Linked DNA regions of Mus musculus: region 2 is linked to region 1. Evidence: chromatin loops called from intact Hi-C (ENCODE). Cell type or tissue: heart. All regions are shown on one strand.

What was found. Hi-C counts contacts between places; a loop is a spot of excess contacts. Peaks named below come from ENCODE experiments on the same cell type or tissue, not always from the same donor. Only the 100,000 strongest peaks of a DNase experiment are listed, where the experiment ranks them.
Region 2: a loop joins it to region 1, with 2.7 times the contacts of the local background. A loop is called at or near these places in 7 of 42 quality-filtered maps.

The regions. Positions count from the first base shown.
Region 1 is chr9:7,911,515-7,919,514 of GRCm38, reverse strand. No RefSeq gene overlaps it. Among named protein-coding and RNA genes, the nearest start is that of Birc3, 42 kb to the right of the region's middle. In heart, a CTCF peak has its summit at 4,949; a DNase peak (open chromatin) is centred at 4,794; H3K4me3 peaks cover 1,069 bases; H3K27ac peaks cover 1,092 bases.
Region 2 is chr9:8,069,667-8,077,666 of GRCm38, reverse strand. It overlaps Cep126 (centrosomal protein 126), which reads left to right. Exons shown (of 11, transcript NM_001045524.2): 11 at 721-1,035. The coding sequence ends at 783. Among named protein-coding and RNA genes, the nearest start is that of Cfap300, 31 kb to the right of the region's middle. In heart, a CTCF peak has its summit at 3,130; no DNase peak of the experiment used is centred here.

The DNA of each region.
Region 1 (8,000 bases):
TCAGCCTTAGTCCATGGTGATCTGATAGGATGCATGGGATAATTTCAGTATTTTTGTATGTACTGAGGCCTGTTTTGTGACCAATTATATGGTCAGCTTTGGAGAAGGTACCATGAGGTGCTGAGAAGAAGATATATCCTTTTGTTTTAGGATAAAATGTTCTGTAGATATCTGTTAAATCCACTTGTTTCATAAATTCTGTTAGTTTCACTGTGTCCCTTTTTAGTTTCTGTTTCCACGATCTGTCCATTGATGAAAGTAGGGTGTTGAAGTCTCCCACTATTATTGTGTGAGGTGCAATGTGTGCTTTGAGCTTTACTAAAGTTTCTTTAATGAATGTGGCTGCCCTTGCATTTGGAGCATAGATATTCAGAATTGAGAGTTCCTCTTGGGGGATATTACCTTTGATGAGTATGAAGTGTCCCTCCTTGTCTTTTTTGATAACTTTGGGTTGGACCTCTGTTTGCTCTGGTCGATCCCACTCATTCCATTCCCAGGCCTAAAGATTTCTTTATTCTAAGTACATTTTAGCTGTCTTTTGTTTTGTTTTGTTTTTTTGTTTTTTTCTTCGAGACAGGGTTTCTCTGTATAGCTCTGGCTGTCCTGGAACTCACTTTGTAGACCAGGCTGGCCTCGAACTCAGAAATCTGCCTGTCTCTGCCTCCCAAGTGCTGGGATTAAAGGCATGTGCCACCACACCCTGCTGTAGCTGTCTTTAGACACACCAGAAGAGGCCATCAGATCTCATTATGAATGGTTGTGAGCCACCATGTGGTTGCTGAGATTTGAACTCAGGACCTTCAGAAGAGCAGTCAGTGCTCTTAACTGCTGAGCCATCTCTCCAGCCCCTTTTTTCTTTTAAAGGACGAATCATACAGCAGTTTGACTGTTAAAACTGTTCCCAGTTCCTATACTTTCAGGATTTAGAAAACACGCAAAGATAAAGAGAAAATCAATCAATCTCTTTCTGTCTCTGGGGAGAAAGATAGAGAAACAGAGACAGCGACAATGACAGAGAGAGTTGCCTGCATAATATACCTGTGTACCAAGTCCCTGCCTGGTTCCCAAGGAGGACAGAAGTGGCCGTTGGAACCTCTGAAACTGGAGTTCCAGACAATTATGATCCATGGTTTGAGTGCTGTGAACTGAACCACGGTGCTCTGCAGGAACACCAAGGTCTCTTAACCTTGAGCCTCTTCTTCAGCTCCCTCTTCCTCCTGTTTTTGTTTCTTGTTGACATAGGGCCCTGCTTGATAGCCCAGGTTGAGGTGCAGTTTCATACCCTCTTCAATCTCCCCCTAGTAAGATTATAGACATATGATTAATACAGATCTCTGTATTGAATCTAAACACTTAAACCAGATTATTTTCTGAATCAGTTATATTTACATATATGTGGAAGAAGTGAGGGAAGGCATGGTAGAAGTAAGATGCTCTAGCTGGAAACCAGACAAAGAAAGTGCAACCTCCTTGTTCTCAAGCTGAGACTTCTCTGGTGCATTCTAGAGTTATTCTCTGTGGTCCACAAGATGAGATGACCCCCATAAGGGAAGAGGGTTTCCTTGCTATCAGCTACTGCACCCCAAAGCTTCTTCACACACCTGGCTGACTCAGGAAGTGACTGTCTCCACCCAGGAAACAGATCGTCAAAGAAATGCAGCTCCTTAACACGCCGGCTCACTGCGTAACTGAATGTGAGGGGCACCCAAAAGTCTCCAGCAATGAAAGGTGTCTGAACACTCTTTGTCCAAAGATTCAAGATGAGCCATATAAGGAACCCAAGGTGTTTCTGACAGAGTTCACCTGTGTAGCATCTGTGGTAGTGTTTGCACAAGTGTGCAAGCTGCACACTTTGCACTGTGCAAGGCAGTCACACCCCTCAATGCCAGTGATTGGCTTGAAGCACGAAGACTGAGACTGGCAATGACCACAGGCTATGAGTTGAATTGCAGTATTTCTACTGTGCATACAAAGTTATCTGCTTTATTAGAAGCATTATAGTTTCTTACAGAATGTAAAGGCTTTGGATATTTTTCTACCATCATTTCTCAGAATGTAATCATCTTATTAATATGTCTTTAGCTTTTGTAGTGTTTGAATATTTGATCTTAAAAGCTTCTTTTTGAGCTGCTGACTTGAGTTTCTTAAAACTATTCAATAAGTTGTTGTTTGAGACTAGGACATATTTTCCAACAATTTCTGAAATAGACCCAAACTTACTGTTATCATTTTGTACTATGTATTGATGCAAAATAGCATTCTCAGGATTAACAACTACAAAATTAAAATATGGGTCAACTTAAGAGAAATGTTGATTGTGTTCTATAGGTAGAGTAGGAAATACTCAGCTTGGATTCAATTCTTCATGAAAAAATAAGCGAACACATTATAAGGATGCTTACTTGTTTCATCTTTAATTAGCAGCAAAAGTCTATGTACACCACAGCATTGCTGGAAGTAAATATCTTTATGATTTATTATGGCAAATGTTTGGTTTGCATACTTAGTCTATATACCATATGCCTGGGTTTGGTACAATCTCACAGTCATGTGGGGTCGGAGGCAGGAAAGTTCAAGAAGCCTCCGTCTAGCGTAGACAAGAGATAAGTGAGCTCTATGTGAGGGAGTGTTGCATTTCTCCTGATACAATCTATTTTAAGGTCAGTTAGGCTCAACTAAAATCAAGAGCCCAAGAGGCCCATTGCTAATATATGTTAATATAATGCTTTCATTCATAATCAAAAAGTTTCACCTGTGTATAAGAGTATACCACATGTATGCCAGGTGCCTGCGGGGGTCAAATCCCATGGAATTGCTGTTGGTATTCTGTCTGGACTCCACCCCTACAGTAACCTGGCAAGAGCCAGGTAGGCCTGGCCCACTATAAAAGGGGCTTCTTGTCCCCTCGTCTCTCTCTTACTCTTGCGTTTCTCTTGCCTCTTGCTCTCTTGGTCCCCCTCTGTCCCCATTCACTTCTCCCCTCTTTCCACGTGGTCATAGCTGGCCTCTACTTCTCTACTCCCTCTCTCTGCCTTTCTCTGCCTCTACTACTCTCCTAACTCCCCTCCCCATGCCCTAAATAAACTCTATACTGTACCATCGTGTACATGGTCGCTCAGGGCAGGGATGCCTCAGCATGGGCCCACTGAGACGTCCCCTTCCCCCATACCTTACCACACCCTCATAGAATGCCTACCCTCCAGCTGGTCAGGAGTTTGCACGTTGGTACTCCTTTTCCCTGAACTAGGAGTAATCCAGGGAAACGAACCTCTGCCAATCCCAGCTGTAGATCTGATAGCTGCCCAGCATAAGAGGGCAGTTCAGGTCGTGCCACTCTTGGTCGCTATGGGAATAGCCATAGGTTTTGGTACTGGAACTGCAGGGATAACGACTTCGATGACCCAATGTAATACATTCACTTCCCAGTTTGAAAACAATCTTAAAGAAATGACTGCAACTGTGCTCACTATCCAGAAACAGATGGATTCTTTAGCAGCCATGGTGCTTCAGAACCAATGGGGGCTAGAGGTCCTGATAGCTAAAGAAGATGGACTTTGCCTGTTCCTCCTTGAAGAATGCTGTTTCTATATCAACCAATCCGAGACAGTGAGAAAATCCAGGAGACAGAGATAAAGAACTTCAGGGAGGGCTGGAGAGATGGCTCAGAAGTTAAGAGCACTGACTGCTCTTCCAGAGGTCCTGAGTTCAATTCCCAGCAACCACATGGTGGCTCACAACCATCTGTAATGGGATCAGATGCCCTCTTGTGGTGTGTCTGAAAACAGCTACGGTGTACTCACATAAACTAAATAAATAAATCTCAAAAAAAAAAAAATCAAAAAACAAAAACAAAAAACTTAAGGCAACCTGAGACCTCCAGTTCTGGGATTTTAAAAAACCGTCTATGGGAGTGGATCCTTCCTTTTGTAATGCCTTTTCTAGTCATCCTCCTGGTGTTTTTATCCACTCCCTGCCTCATTAATCTTGTTTCTACATTCCTCCAACAACAAATACAAAAAAATTCTAATCAAACTATTAATCAGCTCTTATTACAGGATTACCAGCTGCTGCCTACAGAAGATACTCTGTCCACAGAGGAACCTGATGTGAATGTTTACCAAGTGGATCCCGATGGTGAAAGTCAGCTACACCCCAAAATTGACGACGCCCCTAGACATCAGGAAGCAGCTTAAGAGACGCGACGCCCTCATCCCCCCCCCTTTCTTTTCTTCTCTTTATCTTTTTTTTCTTTTTGGTTTTTCCTGCCCGGCCTTCTCTTTATAATAATAAAAAGGAGGTATGTTGTTCTAAGGACCTCCGAAACCCGTGACATCGCATAGGCGCAACCCACACACCTGTTGTCAAGGCAACAGCCACCATATTCCCAGAATTCACTTGCCTCACCTCCCACCTTTACCTGTGACTATTTCACCATCCATTTATAAAGAAATGTTCCCTTGATCTCTCTCCCCCCTCCTCTCTTTCTACTGCCACCTTGCCCTTCTTTCTCTCAATAAACCTCATGTGAATATTCTAGGGAAAAAAAAAAAAAAAAAAAACTTGCCCTGGAAGGTTAGAGTTTTACAGTCATCCTCTGCCATAAGTGAGAAGTCACTTCCAGCACCTAGGTCTGTCAGCTTGGCATCTATAGAGAGGAAACAGTCATGCTCAGATTTATGGGTGACTTTTTGCCATGCCTCCTGGCTACTGTGACTAGTTTCCTGGTTTCTCATAGCATTTCCCGTATGCCTGGGCAAGACTTCTGTGTCAATCCTTCCTGCGGGAGGCTCTGCTCTGCGGCCCTGTTCTGTATGGGCGGGGCATCCTGAAGTGCCGGGGGAAGGGGGGGTGGGGAATCCTGTGCACTACGCATGCGCAGGGCCTCAGCAGCCCAGTCGTCTGGCCAGCTCGGTAGAGCTCCTCCTGGCTATGGGAAGGGCATAGTAATGACCTGAGACTTCTGTAATTCCGCTTTTGTGTCCCTTGCGCATAGAATGAGGTTAATTTGATCCTTACCTTGTGCAGCTGTTTGATGACTGAAAAAATAATCTAGTTTGTCTTTATGCATAGCCCTGCCAGGTACTTATTAGTGCTAGTTTATTTTTTTCCACATACTTCCAGAATCAACAATTGGCTCAAAGGATCCACTTGTTTCCAAAATTGCGGATCGAACAGCCAGAAAACTACACAGGCTTACTGTCCAGTAAGGAGTCAGACAAGTACACCTAGAGGAAGCAACTGGCAGGACTGATGGGAGGGTGCGGGAACTCTGGCCGCGCCCCAACCTGTGCCTAATCCGTTCTCAAATTGACACAGAAGCCCTTCCATGAAGAATCAAGAAGACAATGAAGTTGGAAAAGGCCTGATTGTGAACAAAGACCTACCTAAATAATAGCATGTGGGCCATAGAGCTTTATCTTGTTTCATTTCATTAAGACAATTCACATTGTATCAGAGTCATGACAATCCCAATTCAAATGCTGGGAATGCAAACAGGAACCACCCACTTGCCTGAATCGCGCGCGCGCGCGCGCGCGCGCGCGTGTGTGTGTGTGTGTGTGTGTGTGTGTGTGTGTGTGTGTGTGTGTTTGGGTCTCCTTGCAAACAAGCATGGTAAATACCGTTTACTGTGGATTGTTATTCTGAAGCAGAAAGAGGTCTCTGAGGGTCTTAGAGGGTCTGATTTTAAGGAAGGTTTTTGAGATCTCCCTGCTTAGATGTCATATGGATATGCAAGGCCTGATCCAGCTACTAAGACTACTACCTACTTTATAAAACCACAAAAACATAGCCCGGAATCTGGCATTTTTAAAGTAATGTGATATCCTCCCCCCACCCCCACAGCCCCCACCCCGTACTAAATAAAACAGTCATTAGCATACTACCTAAGAGTCACATGACTTCCTCTGGCATCTCAAAAAGCAAATGGAAAAATTTGAGGTAAGACTATATAATTCTAAATTCTCAGATACTAATGAGATGGTCAGTTCTCCCCTATATTGAGGACTGAGTTTGGCTTTAATGGCTCCTCTATAACCTTAAGATGTTAAATCCAAAAGTAAACCTTAGTTCTTAGCATAAACAAAAATCTTTATACTTTCTTCCTTGAACTACCCCATTTGTAGACTTTTTTTCCCCCACTCTCTTCAGCTTGTCGTGTTCCTAGGCTCAGAAAGCTAGGAGGCCATGGGAAGTGTTATCAGACTTTGCAGTAGGAAGCTGCCACAGGCCTGGACTAGCAGGCTGGCTTGGATTAGAAGCCCTAAGCAAGCTAGCATAGTTAGGCCTCTCCTGGGCATTCTGTTAGATGATAGGTGAGTTGAGATGCTCTTACTTCAATGATGCACCATACACCCTCACATGCTGCTTTTGAAACAGCCGTTTTCAGGATTAGCTAATAATTAATACTTTTGTTCCCATTTAAATCCATTGGTCAGTGAGTGCAGATGTGTACATGGAACCTGAAGCTCAGATTTGGCAAGGCCAGCTGGCCAAAGAGCTCTGGGATCTGCCTCTGTCCCCACTCCCCAGCACTGAAGTTTCAGATACACACCATTAAACCTGACTGTTTACTCATGTGCTCATGCTATTATGATGTTTTCCTGGTTAAGCCATCTTCTTGGTTCTCTTTGTTGGGTTTTTAGCACCTTTTGTTGTAGAGTGAATGAGAAAAAATAATTTCTCTAATTTACACACAAGTGATACAATTTTTTAGCTCATTTACACTAACTGACTATGGAGCCGATGTCCCAGGCATTGAAATGAATTTTTTTCAAAGAGAGAGTGGGTGTGGTTTGTATATTCTTGGGCCAGGGAGTGGCACCATTTGGAGGTGTGGCCTTGTTGGAATAGGTGTGACCTGGTTGGAGTAGGTGTGTCACTGTGGGTGTGGGCATAAGATCCTCACCCTAGGTGCCTGGAAGTCAGTCTTCCACTAGCAGTCTTTGGATGAAGATGTAGAACTCTCAGCTCTGCCTGAGCCATGCCTACCTGGTTACTGCCAAGCTCCCACCTTGATGGTAATGGACTGAACCTCTGAATCTGTAAGCCAACCCCAATTAAATGTTGTTTTTTATAAGACTTGCCTTGGTCACGATGTCTGTTCACAGCAGTAAAACCCTAACTAAGACAGTGGGGTAGTTGCCAAAAATCAAATTTAACTTTAGCCAAGTTGTCAAAGGCAAGATCAGAACCAAACATCTGAAAACCAAGAAGTTGGCTACTGTCTCACACTTTTGGAAATCACTTGGCTAGTCTTGATAGAGACTTGATAGACAGGAAAGGCCAGCGGTCCCTCTAGATTCTCACCATGAAAGTCTACAAACTAAGCAAGTTCACACTTCCTCACCCCCTGGGTAAGGTCAGCCCTCTGTTTTGCTCATGGATACCTCACAATTTCCTTTTAAATAAATCTTTCTGTGAAGATATGGTTATGTTATTTGAGAAGGTGTACGTGCCCCAGTGACCTTCCAAAGTCTCCATTATTTTCTAATTAGGACACAAATTAATCAGCTTAACAGTGAATTCATCCATTGATGAAGTTAGAGTCCTCATAACCAAATCACCTCCCTGAGCACTGCAGGATCACGCACCAAGATTCCAGCATGTGAGATCCCTTGGGGGACATTTCAGATTCAAACCATAGCATTGTCTCCCACAGTTTCAACATATGGAGATTGAGTATCACATATGAACTTCAGAATGCCATTCAGAATCAACAAAACACATAAATTGGGGAGACAAACAATTGTTGTTAAGATTGCATACATACGCCAGGCGGTGGTGGCGCACGCCTTTAATCCCAGCACTTGGGAAGCAGAGACAGGCGGATTTCTGAGTTCCAGGACAGCCAAGACTACACAGAGAAAGCCTGTCTCGAAAAAACCAAAAAAAAAAAAAAAAAAAAAAAAAAGATTGCATACATACAGCCGGGCGTGGTGGTGCATGCCTTTATTCCCAGCACTCCGGAGGCAGAGGCAGGCAGATTTCTGAGTTCGAGG
Region 2 (8,000 bases), 160 kb before region 1:
CAGAATCTTATATGACTTTCGAGTGTTTCTGTAAATAAACAAACAAGGAAGGAAAGAACAGATGACAAAAGCATTCCTCTGCATTGTATTGTGTTTTTTGAGACAGGACATCATATCGCTAGTCATGAACACTTGGTCCTCCTGCCTCTCACTTCGCAAGAGCTGAGATTATAGGGTGCACAGCACACCTGGCTTCAGAAAGCTACTCCTAAGGATCTGGAGAGGTGGCTCAGTGGTGAAGTCCTGCTGTGCAGCATGAGGACCTGAGTTCAGATCCCTCGCACCCACATAAAAAAGGTCTCTGGATCATCCCTTAGGCTCAGAAACAGTCAGACCTCAGGGCTCCACTGGCCAGTCAGCCAAAATGGTGATCTTCGGTTTCAGTGAAAAGACCCTGTCTCAAAAGAAGAATAATAATTAAGTTGGAGCCTGCACGTGCACATGCAGACGAGCACATCTGCCCACTCAGAACCACAGCACTCACACAGTCAAAGGAAATTCCTCCAAAGCACATATTACCAATAGTAAAATATGAAAAGTGTGAATTATTACTGTCCATAGGATGCCCTACAAAGAGCAGGATACAGCATCGTTGAAATTGATGCATGTACTATTTTGATTTGAGTTTTAGTCTTCTTAAAAGTCATGATCTGAAAAGAGAATGACCTGTGAACATCTGCAGATGTGACAGTTAAGAGAACCCTCTGAACTCTCTTACAGAGCAGCCAGCCAAGGGCAAGTCTGTCTCCTGATGTTGGATCCACAGTGCAAAGAAAATACTGATGAGCTGTGATAGTCACTACTTAGTGGAATCATTATTTTTGAGAATTCCTGTAAATAAGTTCTGTAATTCTGCATTTATTAATGATTTAAAATACTAGACTTTTATGTTTATAAAAGTAAATCATAATGTACTTAATGAAAATGAATTTACTAGCTTATATTTATGCTACAAATTATACTTTATTATGTATTTTCTTGATACATTTTTAATGAATGAAATATTTCATTGTTTTCAATAAGCATGCTACTGGATATAAATTTTCTCTATTTAAAAATAAGAGACTATTTTATTATTCAAATTATGTATTAGGGATGATAGTGAATCTTTGTTTTCTGAAGTTCCAATAAATTTTGTACAAGTATATAAGAAACTTATTATTAATAACATCCCCATAAATAATAAAGCTATTTGTTTAAGATTTTACAGGATCTCTGCTTTTTATGTTACCATAATCTTACTAGATTGCATATTCATTTTATTCAAGGGTTATTAGTCTCCCAAAAAAACTGACATAAAAATTCAAAGTAAGGGCTAGAGAGATGCCTTTTGACATTTAAGAGTTCTTGCTGAAGCTGGGCGTGGTGACACACACCTTTAATCCCAGCATTTGGGAGGCAGAGGCAGGTGGATCTCTGAGTTCGAGGCCAGCCTGGTCTACAAAGTGAGTTCCAGGACAGCCAGGGCTACACAGAGAAACCCTGCCTCGAAAAACCAAAAAAAAGAAAAAACTCATAGATAACCCATAGATAGTTAGATAGATAGATGGATGGATAGATAGATAGATAGATAGATAGATAGATAGATAGATAGATAGTTGAAGCAAAGGCAAAACTTACATATTCTTTCAGAAGGGTTTATAAAATTATGTATGACAGGACCAGGTGCTTTAATCCAGCACTTTGGAGGCAGAGGCAGGTGTGTGTCTTTGTGAATTTGAGGCTAGCCTGGTCTACATAGGAAGTTCTAGGCAATGAAAGCTACATAGTAAGACCTTGTCTGTCAGGGTCCAGGAGTCTTGATCAATTTGTAAACTTAAGTATTTAAAAATTTGATCTTCCTTAATAAATGCTGCTGCTCCCATATTGGAAGACCCTGCTGTGCCCGTGTGTATTAGGGAAGAAACTAGTACTGGAGCTGCCCTGGTCATGTGGTATCAGTGTAGAAGTCCTAGGTGTTCCCAGCCACCCTCACCGTAATAATAGCATACTTAGAGAGATGTACAAGTACAATAATGACCTAAAGAGTCTAGGTACCCCAGTTTCCTCTGTTCCTAAGGGGAAAGGGAGAACTCATGGGGTAGAGGGAAAAGTGGCCAAGGTTGGAGAGAGGCCTATTGGCCAGGCAATAGCAGAAAGATTGCCGGGTGGTTTGCTCTTGCCTAGGGGCTGTCTTTCCTGAGTCAGAGAGATGGTTTCACACTTTGTTGGAACCAGTGATGTCTAAGGCTCTGTTATTGGTGGCCTGGACCATCATCCCAGGATCACACTACCAGATGCACAAAGACAGAGTCTCCAAGTCTTTCATGTACATTAGTTACACCATTTTTTATCTTAGTTTGAATGGGGTTGGGTTATTTAGGGTTTTTTTTTTTTTAGACTGACTCTCCATCCTCTGTAACTGAATATGATTATCCTTATCAGTGGCCCAGGGAGCTAAAGTTTCACAGCCCTGTGAAGCACAAAAGTGCACATCTTGTCCCCTACAGTTGGGGTCTTCATCTGAGGGACAAGGAAGGGTTGCCACACTGTTTTCCATACTCAGTCTTCATCTGAGTGACAAGCATATACCTGAAGGGCAACCAAACTGTTTTCCATACTCTGGATCCCATATTCAAAAGACCTAGAGAATGAGGGAACATACATGTTTACAGTCTTTGGGTGCCTATTCCATATTGGCCCAAACAATTTACATAAGCCAAAGGTGAGAGTGGGGGGACCATAGGCAGAAACACTGATAATTAGGCTCCCATCTGTAGTTCTAATCAAAGTTCATATGTGTTGTACTGGAGCATGTTCCTCAGCAGCCTGGGGCAACACAAAAGAGAAAACTAGTCTCCAGCCTCTGGTCCTGCAGATGTTGTGTGATGACCCGTTGATGGTCCAGATCCTGATGTTTGGGGCTTGTGGGGGTGCTTCAGATGAGAGTGATGAATCCAGGATTGGATCCCATCTACTTTCATAGCCATTGGGGTTGTCAAGATCACAAAATAGATTCCTTTTCAGCATGGGTCTAGGTTTCCTTTTTGACTTAGCATTTCAGCCTGTTAGGCAGACAGTATTAGGATATTGTCATAGGGGACCAGACAGGCTGAAAATGCTGGGCAATGGAGCATTTCAGCAGTTCCAAAGGTGATCCCTAGATGGAGTCTGTCAGCCAGGTGAAAATCTGCTAAGTCAAATATAGACTAGGAACAGAAGTTAAAATTGTCTAGCAATTGAGGAAAGTAAGGCATCCCAAGACCAAGGGGGGGAAAAAAATCCCATTTTTAAGAACAGGCAGATATATTTACCTGGAATCCATTTGATTTGTGGCAGGTGGATCCAAATCCTACAACTTTTTGATTCCCTGAAGCTTATGTGAATTTAAGTTTTCAGAAGAATGTACAGTAGTAGTCCCATTGTACTGAAATCTATATTTTAGAAAAAGTAATTAACAGGTGTCTCTAAGACAACATAGTAGACTAATGCCTTTGAGACCTAGTAAAAGTTATAGATTTGGGTCAAATAAAAACACAGAACATTCTTTTTTTTTTTAGTCTAGAGGGGTAGACATACAGATTGAACAGAGATCTGAATGAAAGATAGCCAGCCAGCTTAGTGGTGGTGAGAGAATAGAGGAGGTGACATGGAAGGACCAGACACAGGAGCAAGCTGGGGCCTTTCAGAGCTGCCCCCCCCCCCATGTGTTACAGAAGAGAGAAAGGAGTATGAGTCTAAGCAGGGCCCAATAAAAGCTCTCTAGAATCAGTGAGTCCAGGGTTAGAATGTAATTAATAAAAACAGTGGTAATAAGCCAGCAGTAATGAAGATATTTTTTAATTCTTTTCTAATCAATTGGTCATAAGATATAGGATGGAGAGAAGAAATGAAGGATGATCCATGGGTGTCTGTGGTCAGGTTAGCTGTGTGAATGGTTGAAGTCCTGAGATGGAGTATGTGAGAGCCAGAAGGTAGGGATTAAAAAAGCAAAAACAGATCTGACATTTTGATTTTCCTATTAGCTGTCTCATGGTGATGTGGCTAATGGAACGCAACCACCTGAGGCTGTGGAGATGTCCAGGCTGGGCAGCCACGAAGGGCCATGTCTGGGTCCATGGCCATACTACAGCTGGGGTCTGTGCTGATGTCTGTGGCCCAGGTTGCCATCAAAGGCCATCTGGATATCAGTGGTCTGGGCTGCTGCCAGAGACCAGGTTGCTCCCTGGAGGCCATGCTGACTCTACAGGGATGGAGTGGGGACACACGATAACACAGACTGGTCTGGGTAGCCTGTACTGCCTCCTGAAGCCATGATAACATCCTGGCCTGGGCTGCCACTGAGGGCCATGTCCATAGCTCTATCACAAACAGGGTCTGTGGTGATATCCAAGACCCATGTTACCACCAGAGGCCATGTGGATGTCCCTGGTCTGGGATGCTGCCTGAGCCCTGTGCTGAGGTGGCCCTGCCCATTGATGGCCACCATACTCAGGACAGCTGGCCTCTCCTGAGATGCACACACCCACTTTGCCCTTGCCTGGGCAAAGTGAGAGACTTGGCAAGCAGACCAACTCAGCTTCCACCCAGGCCCAGATCCAGGGCTCTGAGGTGTACCACCCCAACTATGAACTACTGAAGCAGGTGAAGGGGCTGGTCCTGCAAATCCAAAGCTGCAGGATCCCCATGACACGGGAAAAATGGGATGAAGAAATTGACTTATGGACTCGGATAGAGACAAAAGAGCTCAGTGAGAATGAAGTATTGATAGTGTAGCAGAACCCAGAGGCTTCAAACCAAAGACTCATTGCAACGAACATTTGTCAGTAAAGCTGTTTGGGCAAAGTGTGTACTGTGGGACGCACTTGTGGCACACTGCAGCTTCCATGACGAGATGGCTTTTGTTGTTTTTGTTATTTTGGGGCAGAGGGCAGATATGAGGAAATGGGAGATGCATAGGATTGGGCTTCATGATGTGAAATTCACAGAGAATCAATAAAAAGAAAGAGGGAGAGAGGGAAGAAAGGGAGGAAGTTCGTGTATTCCCCTGACTACTTGCTCCTGTACCCTATATTTCTTTTTACTAAGAAATTCTTTTTTTCCCAGTAGATTTTTAAAATTCTTATTTCTCTGTGTGAGAGGCAGAGATGAGAGTGGAAGGGAGAGAGAGAATGCAATTATGCAAAGCTGATGATGTTCACATCAAAGTCAAAGGATCAGTTCAAGAGCTGGTCTTCACCTCCTGCCTATTGAGACAGAATCTGTCCTGTTGCCTCTCCTACTTCCCAACAGACTAACTTGCACACAGGCTTCCACTGGTTGTCCCATCTGTCTCCCTGTGATGGTTTGAGCCCAGGGAGTGGTACTATTAGGAGGTATGGCCTTGTTGGAGTAGGTGTGACCTTAGAGGAAGTGTGTCACTGTGGGGGTGGACTTAGAAACCCTCCTCCTAGCCACATGGGAGCCCTTCTTCTCCTGGCTGCCTTCCAATCAAAATGTAGAACTCTTGGCTCCTCTCACATCATGACTCCCTAGACACCGCCATGCTTCCTGCCTTGATGCCTGAACCTCTGAACCTGTAAGCCAGTTCCAATTAAATGTTGTCCTTGGTCATGGTATCTCTTTCCCTGCAATGGAAACTCTAACTAAGAAACTCCCTATAGGAAGTCTGAGATCACAGATGCACACACCTACTGCATCTGGATTCACACCTGCATGCAGGAATTAAACTCAGGTTGTCAGGCCTTTGCTTTCAGGTGCTTTACCCATAGAGCCTTCTCAATGACCCTTCTACCACTGAATTCTGCTAACAGCATTATCTACATTCCCTGCAGATAGAACTTTGGCCTTGAATCCTAGACAAACTTGTTTAACATGCATTGCTTTCTTAGTCTTTCTAGGAGAGGAAAGAGGTGCTGCAAATTGGTCATTTGGAAACAGAGCTGAAGCCCAAGGTCTCTATCCATATTCATAAGCCAATTTCTTCATCCTTATATAGTTCTAGGCTTGTAGAGATTTTCTCAGACACTCGACGGTTCTCTTTGTGCACTATTACTGGCACAGGAGTTAAATGAACACCCGAGGTCATTATTTGCTCGTATATATTGTGATCCAACAGAAAGGCCTCTTGAAGTACAGGCCTAAGGGAAGCATGTTAACTCTTTCTTAATCTTATTTAATTTAATTTATTTGTCTAGAAAGGGCAATTAGAAGATGAAACATGAGGTAGTTTGAAATGAAACTTATTACATATTTTCACTTTTATGGTAGGGGGCAGGAAGGAAGGAGGGAGAAAAAGACAGAGCTTTCCACAGCACATACGCTGACAGAGAACAACTCACGGGAGTCAGTTCTCTCCGTCCATAGTGCATGCTCCAGGGATGGAGCACAGTTGAGTTTCTGGCTAGGTCTCAACCCCATGCAGCGTAGCTCACAACTGCCTGTACCTCCAGCTCCAGGAGATCTGTGCCCTCTCCTGACCTCCACAGATATACACCCAAGCATTTATACACACAGATTCACATAAATGATGTTTTTTTAATCTTTGATTTAAAAAACTAAAGAGGATGTTCATGTCCTCTGTAGAGCTAGCATTGTTTTTATCCCGGACCTGGACAGAAACACTCCCGTTACACAGGCCATGCTGTCACCATGCCTCCACCCCAGTCGCTGGCCTGGACCTGCCATGGAAGAGGTACTGCTTGCACACAAAGAATGACGGAATGATGGAGCCAGGCAACACTAATGACAATGATGGCAGTATAATAATAGTTCGCGTTTTTAAGCATAAACTAGTTTAGTACTCTAAACATTTCTCGAGCTTTTTCATTCAATTCTCTAAAAAATACTTTTGTAGATACAAAGCCTAAGGTACTGTTCTGGGAGACAGCATTCATCTTGCATCCTACATGAAAAATACAACAGCTGCAAAGGAAGTATCAACCAGATACTGAGCTTTTCTCTGTCTCCCCCTCCCCCCCCCCTCTCTCTCTCTCTCTCTCTCTCTCTCTCGTGTGTGTGTGTGTGTGTGTGTGTGTGTGTGTGTGTGTGTGTGTGTGTGCAAACATTTCACCTGCTGAGCCATCTCTTTGGGTCAAGAGGGTTGCCTCTGTGGAAATCCCTTGCTCTAGGATGTTCCCACTATAAACTGCTCTGTCTCACCCATGCTGTTCTCTTTAGTTCATTTTGGGGAGCTGAAAATATACCTTAAACCCCACATTCATGTCTAGCTTTGTTTATCTCAGATGAATAATGGAATGCCAAGCAGAGAAACACTAGCTTCTCTGGGATACCAACATCAGTTCAAGTACTTAATGAATTTGGAAAGGTACCTGGACTTGAAAGCAATCATGTGTATCCAATCCCTTCAAGAACTGCCTGGCTGGGTGCTGGTGGCACACGCCTTTAATCCCAGCACTTGGGAGGCAGAGACAGTTGGATTTCTGAGTTCGAGGCTAGCCTGGTCTACAAAGTGAGTTCCAGGACAGCCAGGGCTACACAGAGAAACCCTGTCTTGAAAAACCAAAAAAAAAAAAAAAAGAACTGCCTGGAACTTATAATTTCCCATTGGATAAACCAGGAAAAGACTGATTTTTCTTGTCTCTAGAAAGAATAGTGTCTGTTCAACTATGTACTTTTTAAAGGTTTATTTATTTATTTATGTGTATGAATATTCTGTCTTCCTATATGTCTAGATGACAGAAGAGGACATCAGACTCCATCTCCATTATAGAAGGTTGTGTGGTTACTGGGAATTGAACTCTGGCTCTCTGGAAGAACAGCCAGTGCTCTTAACCAGTGATCAGGCATTTTATTCAAGCAAAATATAAGATAAATCCAGATTCCAACAGGTCTTTGTCATCAGAGATCATTTCCTTTGTCTCTCTGGGTTTTGGTTTTTTGTTATTTGTTTGAAAATTCTTCATCTTTATTAACTAACTATGGCCACTTATGTTTGTCTTCCAGGGAGTCTAGCCTCTCATACCCCCTCTCAGAGCTCACCCTAGCTCCTCTTAGGTCTT